Regions from separate parts of the Mus musculus genome. Here region 1 is linked to region 2. The links are chromatin loops, found by intact Hi-C in ENCODE. Cell type or tissue: left cerebral cortex. All regions are shown on one strand. Links, peaks and the distances in the headings refer to the core of each region. The heading gives the core; the rest is flanking DNA.

What was found. Peaks named below come from ENCODE experiments on the same cell type or tissue, not always from the same donor. Only the 100,000 strongest peaks of a DNase experiment are listed, where the experiment ranks them.
Region 1: a loop joins it to region 2, with 6 times the contacts of the local background. A loop is called at or near these places in 7 of 42 quality-filtered maps.

Annotation. Positions count from the first base shown.
Region 1 is chr7:70,325,324-70,331,305 of GRCm38, reverse strand. The region is part of intron 1 of Gm29683 (predicted gene, 29683); the gene reads left to right. Among named protein-coding and RNA genes, the nearest start is that of Gm29683, 9.5 kb to the left of the region's middle. In left cerebral cortex, for the core only: no CTCF peak of the experiment used is centred there; a DNase peak (open chromatin) is centred at 2,956.
Region 2 is chr7:70,169,243-70,175,224 of GRCm38, reverse strand. No RefSeq gene overlaps it. Among named protein-coding and RNA genes, the nearest start is that of Gm35271, 31 kb to the left of the region's middle. In left cerebral cortex, for the core only: no CTCF peak of the experiment used is centred there; no DNase peak of the experiment used is centred there.

The DNA.
Region 1 (5,982 bases), core at 527-5,526, 160 kb before region 2:
AAGACGGTCAGGGAAGATTAAAAATAACATTAAAGTTGGATTATTGATTTCCATGTAAATTGCCAGCCGAGAGAGCTACTTCTGTTTATTTTCTCTTTTCCTCCCCCACGCTTCTCTAAGCCCTCTGGGCTCTGCGCCCTCGGAGCCATTCCCACCCTCCTTAGGGACGAGACTCCTAGATGACATCACCAAGGAGAACGGCGGCCTCCCCGCCCCTGGCCTCAAGACCCCTGAGCAGAGATTGACAGGTGTCTCTAGCAAAGACAATGCCTTCCAGGTGTCAGTATTCCCGTTCCACCCCTCCCACTCCGCCCTCTTTGCTCCTTTCCCTTAACAACTCTCCTACCCACCCACTCTTCCTCCACGAGGCTTGTTCCTACCCCACCCCCACCCCCAACTCCTTGCTCTTTGCATCTGGGCACTAAGCTTCAGGTCCTGAGACTTAGGCAGGGAGCCGACGCCGAGGGGCCCGGATGGCGCTGGTGTTGTTTGTGCCCGAGGGGGAGGCCAATCCGAGATGCCAAAGGCTCGAGTGAGGGTCCAGGAGGTGGCAGGGCCCAAAGCGGGTAAAGGGTAACCGAGTGAGCATTTTCAAGGAGCCAGCTCAGTCTCTAGATTTCTGTCTTGACGTTATTCTCTACCCTCCACCCGCGATCTCTCCTCTTCTCTTCTCTCTCTCTCTCTCTCTCTCTCTCTCTCTCTCTCTCTCTCTCTCTCTCACACACACACACACACACACACACACACACACACACACACACTATAACAGACGCGAAGATAATCCCACCATCTGGCAAATCCCAAATTTGGCGGCCAGGCTAGGAAAGCAACAGCGACATCTCATCCGGAGAGTGGGTGTCTGGTCCTGCCCCACTCCCCGGAACTGGGGAAAGGGCGCTCGGCTTTGCACTCACTAGTCCCCATCTCTTCAACGTCCTTGCCCTGGCCTGGTAATCTTGGGTGCTTTCTCCTCATCTGAGCAACTACTTTGGGATTCAGAAGAGAGGTGATGCAGTTAGGGTTCTTCCGCCGAGCAATGAACTGAAACCCAAATTCAGCTTTATTATGTATAACCGAATGTAATTCATAGCTAGGTGGCCTGTCGTCGGCGATTTAAATCGCCTGGTGATAAGGATCGCACTTATTAGATTTCTTCAAAGACACTGGGGGTTTCTATCTCTCTCTCTCTCTCTCTCTTTTTAAAGGAGGGCATTTGTGCTAAATTGCCCAGTGCTGGTGTGATAACTGTCAAAAGTTTGACATCAAAGGGGCTAATATTATTCAGTTACCAGAGAAGCTGTCTGTCTAAATAAGAATATCTTAATTACAGCATCACAAAGGTAGAAAAGGGGTCGAAACTGAAAGGGGAGAGGTATCCAGCCTCCTCCTTTGATGCGCTATCTATATTACACGGATGCGTGTTCTTAATCAGGCCTAGTCCGATTTCCTTCCCTCTCCCCTTCGGTTCTCTGAACTTTATAACTATATGTAAACACGGCGTCACTGAGGACATAATCTTCTTGGGTTCTTATTAGAAGAAATTTCCATCCTCTCCCGTTCTAGATTAGGCAGTGGAGTCCGCTCCATCAATGAAGGGACGAAGGTTTCGTGGACAATAATGTGGCAATTGTTGATGGTTTGTGACCCATAAAATGTGGAGGTGACTGTTCTGGCTTTGGTATGTAATTATGCAAAACACTTTCCATAAAGACTTGCCATTCGATCTAATGGCAGTTCCTCTGGTCTATTTCAAAAAAGGGAGGGCCCATGTACGGAGAGAGGAAAGTAACATTTGTTTTAACACAGGTTTTATGGGTGTGTGTGGTATGGAGGGAGATAAATACAAACACGTCCTATCTCTGCCCAAAGTATTTTTTTCAGTCAAATTAAAATAATTACGAGGGGGTTTAATAAGTTAATCATAGCAACACGGCATCCAAACACGTAGAGGGGGTGTCAGCCCACCTTCTCTGGACCCGGGACTGCTTCATATTGGTGATTCATCCCCAGGGTCTGCTTGGGCGCAGTTTTGTCTCTGTCTCAACTTATTCAACAGGGCAACCTGTTGGGCTCTAAAACTCCTGTCAGAGGCTGAAACCAAGACAAGGGCCTCCAATGTCTTCACCCTAGTGCCTTGTAGGTGGAATATTTATTTGGCAGAGAGCATTTAAATATAGCAGTTCTATTTTAGGAATTATGCCCATCTACTCCCCCTCAGTACCCTTTATCCCCACTGTAGCAGGGCAAGATTGAATGAATGTCCAGGGCAGGAGTCACTGATTTGGAAAGAAAATTTAAACTCAGTACACTCAGGGATGCACGGGCCCCAAACTGGGCATGTTTGAACCATGGAATGTTCCCCCGCCCCCCTGCACTTTCTGAGATTTTGTTTTGTTTTAAATAAAAATAAAAGGAATCTAAAAGGCCAGGAGGAAAATAAAGTGGAATCAAATGGAGGGTCATCATTGGTCTACAGCCAGCACTGACTGCTGGTTAAAAAACAGGAGAGTGTGTGTGTGTGTGTGTGTGTGTGTGTGTGTGTGTGTGAGAGAGAGAGAGAGAGAGAGAGAGAGAGAGAGACTAAGCCCCCATCTTGTTGGAGAAGTGTCCCATGTCCCAGGGCTAGATGTCAGAGAGTGAGTCCTGGCTGACTGAGGCGCTGTGACATTGTACGGGCACTTGCAGACACTGGAGATAGATATTTTTTTCCAAGGGGGAAACTGATGATTAAAAAAAAGAAGAAGAAAATCATCTAAATATCAAAGTGACACAGGGGAGACCTGGAAAAATATTTAAGCTAATGAAAAGCAAATAAAGAAGCTGGCACTTAGGCTGAGAAATTAAATATTATGTTTAAGATGGTGCTTTTGTACGGGCTTGGAGATTTCCGATTCATGTTCACATAATAAACACTCAGGTTTGTCATCTGGAGGTGCAAATCTGAAAGATATTCCAACAAATGAAGTGCTGGCAGCCGGAGGAATAAAGAGATCGGTGCCTGTCAGGGGTCAGGCAGCTTGAGATTGCTTCTAGAGATCTTTTGAAAATTTCACAGGATTGAAGGCTTAGGGGCTTCACTGCGCTCGCATTTCAAACTCAGATCAGTGGGATCACAGTAAAAAATAGAGGTCTGGAAAATTTTGATGCAAAGATGGTCATGGTTGTAGGGCTTCTCTCCGTTTTCTCTGTCTGTCTGTCTGTCTGTCCCACTCCCCCCTGCTCTCTGTGTTTATCTATCTGTCTGCCTGTCTGTCTCTGTCTCTCTCCAGATATTCTGACATGACTGTGATCCTGTGGATGACAAAGTCGTAAAAACAGAGAGAGAGAGAAAGAAAGAAAGAAAGAAAGAAAGAAAGAAAGGAAACTACATCCTAGTCCTAAAACTTCCGTTTAGTCAACAAGAATTTGAGTTCTTATTTCCAATAAAAGACTGAAACAACAAACAAACAAAAACAAAACAACCAAAGCAAACAACAAAAATAAAACCACCCTGAAGAGTTCACTTCTAGCAAGCATCGTATGTTCAAAAGAGCTTTAGATTTCATAATTAATGACTGACTACTACACGCTTAGAGTTTTGCTTCTCATTTCCCCTCCATGGGATAATACTTCATTTAGTTCACACTCTAAGATCAACATCCACTTTGATATTAGACAAATTGTCAATATTGTCAACTCTATACAAATCAGCATCTACAGGCATTATTGCATGAATATACACTTAAACACAGGCACCCCTCCCCATCCTTAAAAGATTGGCCCGGCTGTCTCTTTAAAAGTAAAAGCTCACTCAAATTTTGCTCCCCAAGATATCAGCACTTCCTGGATCAAATAAATCAATTATCCCAATGATTGGCCCATCAGGGGGAAACAATAAGAGAATCCGGATACTATGACTTATATGTGACTAGAACAACCTAAGAAACTCTAAAAGGAGAAGCAAGGGGCTGGGTATGCAGCCAGGGGAGCATTCAGACACCACCCTGGGAACAACAACCACAACAAATCTGCAAAGAAGCAAAAGTGAGAACCAGAAAAAACAATTACTATATATGATTGGGCAAACTTTAGGAAGAAAAAGGGAACTGATTTAACATTGCTTTGGCTGTTTTAACTCTGACTGTTGGAAACAGGTTTTTGTTTTTTGTTTGTTTTGTTTTAAGAAATATTGTGAATTAGAATTTAGTCTTCTTGAGCCCCAAACCATGACCATGAGAAAGGAGATTTCAGTGTGTGTCCCTGCAGTGCACACATTACGTGTTGAGAAGTATGGAAGAGGAGACATGTGGAGGGGGAGGGGGGAGGTCTGTTTTTTTAACACAATAATGTACGAAGGTGGACAGAAAAAGAAACGTGCAGATATTGCCCTGATAGGTTTCCTAAATTCAAATCTTTGAACATTTGAACCTTGTCCTGGTCAAGGGAGACACTCTAGGGTTGGAGTGCAGAGGCTAAACTTAGAGGCTGCCTGACAGGTCCCATGTGCAAAGCAGAAGAAAATTTGCCACCCCCCCCCCCCCCGTTGCAATCCAATCCAGAGACCACCAAAGGCCCTCAAGTTGCATATTCGAGCCAGGAAACTTGGCATTCTGGAAGTTTAGAAGACTGGTCGGATATCTGGGAGCGGCTGCTACTCTCAGGTGGTCAAACCCACGCTAGAGGGATAAAAAGAAGCTCTAAGCACACTGTAAAACATTTGAGCAGAGATGCAGATGGGGGGCTGTATAGGGTGTTCGGAGCGGGGCCACCTACCTATAAGGCTCCCAGGCTCTTGGTCTCCCGCTGCGAAGAAGGGAGGTACTCAATTGGGCTTTGAAAGAAAGATTTTGCGCCCTGAATTTGCAGGGGTTTCTCCTGGAGTTCTGGATGGGCGCTTGCGTTAGAAAATGGGCAGGAAGCAGAAAATATAAGGGAATGAGCAGAGTTGGAAAGCGGATCCTGCCTTGCCCTGGGCAGCGTAGGTAGAGGAGGAACCGAGTCCCTAGTGGGCATCCGGGTAGAGTAGGGCAGCCACTGGCTGGCCAAGAGTCCCAGAGCTCTTCCGAAACAGGCCGGAGAGATTCCACACAGAATGAGGTCTGGGCGTTAAGTCCTGCAGTGTTTAGAGCTGGCCTGACTCTCTTTAAAAACAACAACAACAACAACAGCAACAACAACGACAACAACAACAACAAAACACTTCAGTGTATCGATCTGGTAGGCAATCCACTTTGTTCATAAAACAAGCGTGTTCTCATGCTGGGTGGAAATGAGATCCACAGGACCCGGGCTTTGCCAAGGACTGGCGCGGGATGTCCCTTTGGCTACTTAACCAAGCTCTCCAGGGGCAAGAACCCTGGAGGGCAGCAAACCCAGATCACAGGCAACCAGAGACTTCTTTTTTTAACCACCGCCAGCTTAGATAACCTTTCTCCACTGTTCCGCTCTCTCTTTTAAAATAAAATAAAAAGTAGAACACACACACACACACACACACAACCCCAAGAACTTAGAAAAGGATCGTATTCAGGAGGTAAGAGGCTTCTCTGATCTTGGGGTGAAACGCTGCACCTACGTTTTAAAGCAAACAAAGCCGAAAGCAGCCCAAACGCTTCTGGTGTTGCGCGGACCTGGGTTCCCTTGTTGCCTTTGGGGCAGAACGAAGGCGGGGCACATTAGGAATTCAAACTCTCAGGCTTGGCCTTGGCTTTGCTCTGCCCTGTGGCTCCAGAATCAAGGGACCCTGAGCACAGACTGCTCACCCTCTCAATAAGCTGGCTGCCAGAGAAGGGCGCAGCCCACAGCAGGACGGAGCTGGCTCCAGTGTAGAACTCAGTAAGAGGCACCTGAGGCTAGGCAGCCGCTGCGTGGCCTCACCATAAAGGGTGCCCTCCCTAAAGGCAAATGCGGAAAGCCTCGGCGGGCAGTCGCCGCGAGTTGGGTGAGAAGAGACTATCTCCAAATCATTTGAAGCTCCATCACACCTCTCACAGGAAAGCTTCT
Region 2 (5,982 bases), core at 634-5,633:
CAAGGCATCTTAATTAAATTAGGAATAATAAAATACTTTCACAATTCCTATTAAGAGTGTTTGCTGATGAGAACAGTTGCTTTTTAGGTTTTAGTTTGAATCCTACATTCTGATCATATGGCCCTGTCTAACAAAGTGGGCTCATAAAAAAATAGATAAAAAAATAGATAATTCTCAAGTCAGTACTATGAAAACACCCAAATTTTTTCTACATTTAATGGACTTTAATAAGTAAACTAAGTTAATCTGGAAGGCATCCAGTTCCAGTATATGTCCCATTCAGATTTGTGCTATGTGAATTTATCTATTCATCATGTGCTGGCGGAGAAGATGCAAGACAATAGGGTCATTTAACTCCAGCTCTTCCAAGTGTCTGGAAAGGCTTGCTATTTTATCTCCTTTCTCTTGCTTTGTAGAGATGTAAAATATTTTTACTCCTTTACTAGTAAAGGTTAAATCATCAAGCAGCTTAACAACATGTTAGTAAATGATTTTTTAAAATAACTATAGCATAACCCAAGGAATTTGTTGTCCTAAGGGGGAAAAAAAAAACTCCAGGAAGCTCTTTATAGATATAATTGCCTTATTTTATTTTTGGAAGACAGTATTCTATTTTTTTGTTCTAAAATTTTTCTCTTTCCTTATTATGCAATCTCATCCTAGCTAAGTAACTCAAGTCAGTTTTTAATGAGGAGCTTCTAGCATTAAAAAATCAACTTCAGAAAAAGCATTTATTATTTTAAGAATGTGTGGGTAAGTCAATCTTGAACAAGTATACAAGCCAATTTATTGTACAAATTGATGTTATCTTTTGACAAATCTGAAATTTTTCATGAATCATCATCCAGAAAGAAGGATTTCTTTAGTGGCTTCAAACAGCAGTATGACAGGTAGATATATAGGGGAAAACATTGAAATAAAGCACTATGAATTGCAATTTGAAAAGAAGCAAGTGAGCATCCTACTTTTCTGGTCACTGAAAACAGAAAACTGGTCCACAATTTCATTCGGTACAAGCACTAGCTATCCTGCAGAAAGCCTTCAGATGGTTTCTAAATCAACAGCAATGAAGCCCAGGTCCCGGAGGAGTAAAAATAACTTAAAAAAAAAAGAGTGGAATCTTATTAAACACTGAGCAATTTTTAAAAGACAAAGACATATTAGGTACAGAGAATATTATTTGAATCTAAATAAATCGAGTAAAAAGGCTAACTGTACCAATAGTATTTAAAAAATATATATGTTCCTCAAATCTAAAATCTGAGGAGTTCATTTCTATGTTGAAATGTACTCCATAAATAAATGTTTTCACAGCTTCCCACTGAACAAAAAAGTTCAATAGTGAAAAGATACTGTCCTACTTTTTCAAGTTTTTCAATGAAGGTTTTAATTTTATTAAATTTGAAATGATTCTTAAAACATTTCAGTAAAAACAATCAGACCCTTCACCACCCCCAACCCCCCATTTCTGGAATTTCAAGACGAAACAAAACTTGTCTTTGTTCTTTGTATTGCTATTTTCAAATAATCATTTAATAAATTTAATGTTAAGTAAATTTGCACTAATATTTGTTTAAACTTTAAGTATTTTTCACAAAGTTGTATAACAAAAAAGCCAAAGTAGAATGTGCAATATTGTGTTTCATAATTTTAAAAGTCTAAGATCTTGTCAGTTGAGCAATTTTATCAAAATTGATTTAATCACAGCAAGTGAGAAGACTTTAATAATTGTTTTGGTAGCATCGAGTAAACTATTGTAGTTTGAAAAAACAAACAATGCTTATTTGTCTTAATATAGTTATATTTTCTTCTTGAAAGTGTAATTTTGAATAAGTTTTGATTTTTAGATAATGCTGATTTTAACCCCCATTTAAACATGCTTCCATTTGGTTACAAGCTATACTGCAAGCTCACATTTTTTCAGAGACTATCGAAATAGAGATTTAAAAGACAATTATGTACTTTTCTATTATAGTTTATAAAAAGCCTCTGTAATCATAATTCATTTGTAATAAGATTTAACTGTAATATATATAAGAATGGGGAGGTAATGTGTAATATTTTAGGAAGACAATTTATACTCTTTTAGAAATTACTTTAATTTTCTCTATGTAAAAGTTATTTTTGAAAGGCAATATCCATTTTGATTTTATAATTCAATATTTTATAAAATTTGTGATTACACAATGTGCTCTGCTTCAGAAAATTATGATGAAACTTCAGTTCCTATGGCCCATGATAAATTACAAAATATAGCAAAAGTAATCTAAGACTGTTCGGATCCACTCAGTTAAAAAAAAGCCAACATTTTGAGTAACTTATTAATTCACTCAATTTTATTTGTTTCACCTATTTCTATACTTCACACCATTGATACAGACAAACTACCCATTGACAATAATAAAAATTTCAAGGCATTTCGCAAAGGAGTGATTGTTTTAAAATTCTATTAATGTCCTGGGTAATAAATAAGGCAGGAAAAAGTTCGGTGTCTTAATCTTGTTTACTCTTAGAAACCAATACTGTAGCCGAGAATTTTGCTAGGCAGGAGAAGGCTGAGCAGATTGATCGAGCATTCTCGCTTTCTCAGTGGTCTGTGTCAATATTGGCCCATGTGTACTCGGTTTGATTCTGTTTATTCTTGTCAGGAGAAGTATTTCATACAAGTCTGCGAGACTTAGTTTAGTTTAGTTGTTTTTGTGTTCCAAGGCTCATTTAAGCATTTCAAGATAAATAAAGTGCAAGAGTTTCTGTTTTGTTTTGTTTTTGTTTTGTCTAGCAGTAAACATTTAATGAAAGTGAATTTTCTTCTCTCAGTGTAGAGAATTTGAAGTGTGTGTTGTTTTAAATATATTTTTTAAAAACAAAATTTCCAAAAGATGAACTTTCATACTTTGAAATACATATCCTTCCTTGTTTTGGAACTTAGGTTTCTAAGTATATAGACATAATTATTTTTCTACAAGAATGTATTTCATGTACAATGACTTTATTTGCCTTGTTTGTCAATATGAGCAAATTTTTAAAGCCAAAACGGCACAAATGATAAATAACTCATTTTTGTTTTTTGTTATTGTTGTTTCATAAAATAATTAAACAGATTTAGCATTCAAATACCAGTTTTATAAACTACAAAGCAAACATTCCAGAATATCTAAGAGTCTGCATATAAAGCAAACACTGTATGCTCCAGATTATAAACTGCTGAGACCCGGAGACAATTTTACTTATTTCCACATTACATCCATAAACTTCAATTCATGACTGCAGCTCCAGTTGCTCATCATGTAATTTTTTCACTGTGACAATTAGTATAATTAATTAATTATTCAATAATTGAAATGCAGGTTAACAAACTTCCATATAGAAAAGTTTTAAAAATGTCCTTCATTCAAACTGTGAACTCTAAGCCTATAAAACTCTTCAAAGAACCCCAAGATATCAAGCAATCTTTTATTTAGCTAAACCTACCCCCCACCTTCACGCCCTTTCATACTTAAATAGTCAGTATGCTCGGAGCTTGGAAAAAAGCGAGAGAAGCCTTAATGGATCACTGGTTTTAACTAAAGAAGTAGGTGCGTATCCCTTATAAATGAATTCAAAACAATTTTTGTTTTAGCATTAATAGTTTGCATCAAATGAAAACAAGCTTCTTAGTGTAGGAGAGTAAAATGTTGAATAGGGCACTTATTAGCATATCTTTTATTTTAAACCCAAGGACAAACATTCTAAAACAATATCTATTACATTGGGACAATGATGGAGGTTTTTTTTTTTTCCATGTTCTAATATTCCAGCGGTGGACTTCCTCTGAGCCAAGGGTAACATAACCAGAGTACAAAGCGAAGGACACAGGAAAAACAGCAGGGACACATAAAATCGATTTAAGAAAAACAATATTTAATCTCATCCAAGCCGAAAGCTAATGCAGTTGGCTGTGGTGGAGAGGGCTCACTTTGCAAAGAGAGGTTTCTTCTCCACATAGATTCTGCCGCCCCGAATGTGCATATATGATTAAGGAAAATGAGGTGCAGATTTGGAGTTTGATCCTAGGCAAAATAAAGGCTGTACATTCTAAAGAGGACCATACATTTGAGGTTCAGTTATGATCGATTGCAGAGAGAATGGTGTGCGTTCTGGAGGTTTTCTCAAGTTTAGCAATAGACAAACCAGGTAACACGTCACCTTTCAGTTTCTCACTGTCTCTTTTGGAAGCCACACATGCTACTAAATTCAGCCTTTCTTCCCCGAATAATTCTAAAATGGCAAACATTTCTGTTACATAATTTTTCCTCTATCCTTCAAAAACGTGTGATTATTTGGAAAAATTACAATGGAATAAATTAAGGGATCTTGACGAAAACAGCGAGGAGGGTAATTTCTATTTTTAGTTGAAGGAAGAACTTCAAAGGAATTAAATCAAAGATGATAAAATGTCTCTCCTTTTATGGCACTCTTCTTCCCTTTGTTCCTTTTGAACAAGGTACTCTAAAGGGCTTCGATTTTTGGACATCCTGAACCAGTGTAAAGCAGGGCCACAGTCATTTAGGTGAGCCTGAACTTCTACAACTCTCCCTACAAGGATACAGATTTGTAGTTTAGTGTGTGAGAAACTGCCCAAAGACAGTCTTTGCAACAAGTGTCACTCAGCTCCAGGAGTCATTTCTGTATTAAGGATGTGAACTTGATTTTGTCTTTTTCTGAGAAAACTACTTTTTTTTTTTCATTAGAAATCTTTAACGTGCTTTCCCCCGACCCCCATTTTTTAATGGAACTGTGTATTCCTAAAGCAGTATCATTTACTATACTGGTTAAAATAATGCTTCTCCTATTTTTCTGTGCCCTCTTTGTGTGCATGACCTTGCTACCTGTTAGCATTTTGGTTTGGAACTTTTATTATCATTGGTTGTTTTCATTCCTTATCACTTTAATACATCATCCTGAGCTATTGTCAAGTCCAAGCTAAGCACTAATCACATATCCAGGCAGACAGGTTTCTTTTCTAGCTTGTTCTGTGAGAACAGGTAAGGACATGAACAAGTATATTATGGCCCCACTAGGTCAGCAGCTTCTGTTTGACATCTGTCAGACAGAAACAAGGAAGAAATGCTCTCATCAATTACAGGAGATCACTGAGAGCATTGGGAGTTGCAATGAGCAGGGAGCCTTCCTTTTTTTTTTCATTCAATGGATGCCATCTGTGTCTATTCGGAGGTACCAAGACCAAAAACACAACCCCAAACAATAAACAAACAAACAAACAAACAAACAAACAAAAAACCAAAAAGACTTGTACATGGTTATAAGCAAGCAAACAAGCAAGCAAGCAAGGAAGCAAGCAAGCAAGCAAGCACACAAACAGAAAATCCCCCAAACGAACAAAAACAAAGAAAACCAAAAAAATGTCTAAGCAAAGCTTTAAAAGCATACACTCCACTTCTTTAGTAGTGACATACAGGAAGCATTTATTAACTTCTAAGGCCATAGTTAGAAAGAAGCCTAATATACCGTGTTACAGCAAAACCCACACAGCATGATGCATTAAAGATCATCTGTGCTGGTCATTAATTAAATACCAACAGAATAGCAAAAAAAAATTTATAGTCAAATAGAATTTATTTTTATATTATCTTTCCAGAATCAAATTCTATTCCCTAAGCTCATTAAGGAAGTGAATGAGGGAAGGCCACTTTCCTTTAGGTGTGGAAGTTCTTACGAGAAATGACGTCGTGCTTCTGCTAATGAAAATGGTAAATTGCATAGTCAGTCTTCCTCTTTAATTTACATGATTTCTCTTAAATAAAATCATTTACTCAGTGACAGCAAACGCAACCAGCAGATGTTTGATTATTTGCTGAGGCAAGACAGTATATTAACTGATGGAAGTATCAATTGCAGTTATTAAAATAGATGCTACTTAGGAGAACTGTGGGATTCAGAAATAATTATTCATATAATTAGAAATTGGAAATGAGTCAACAG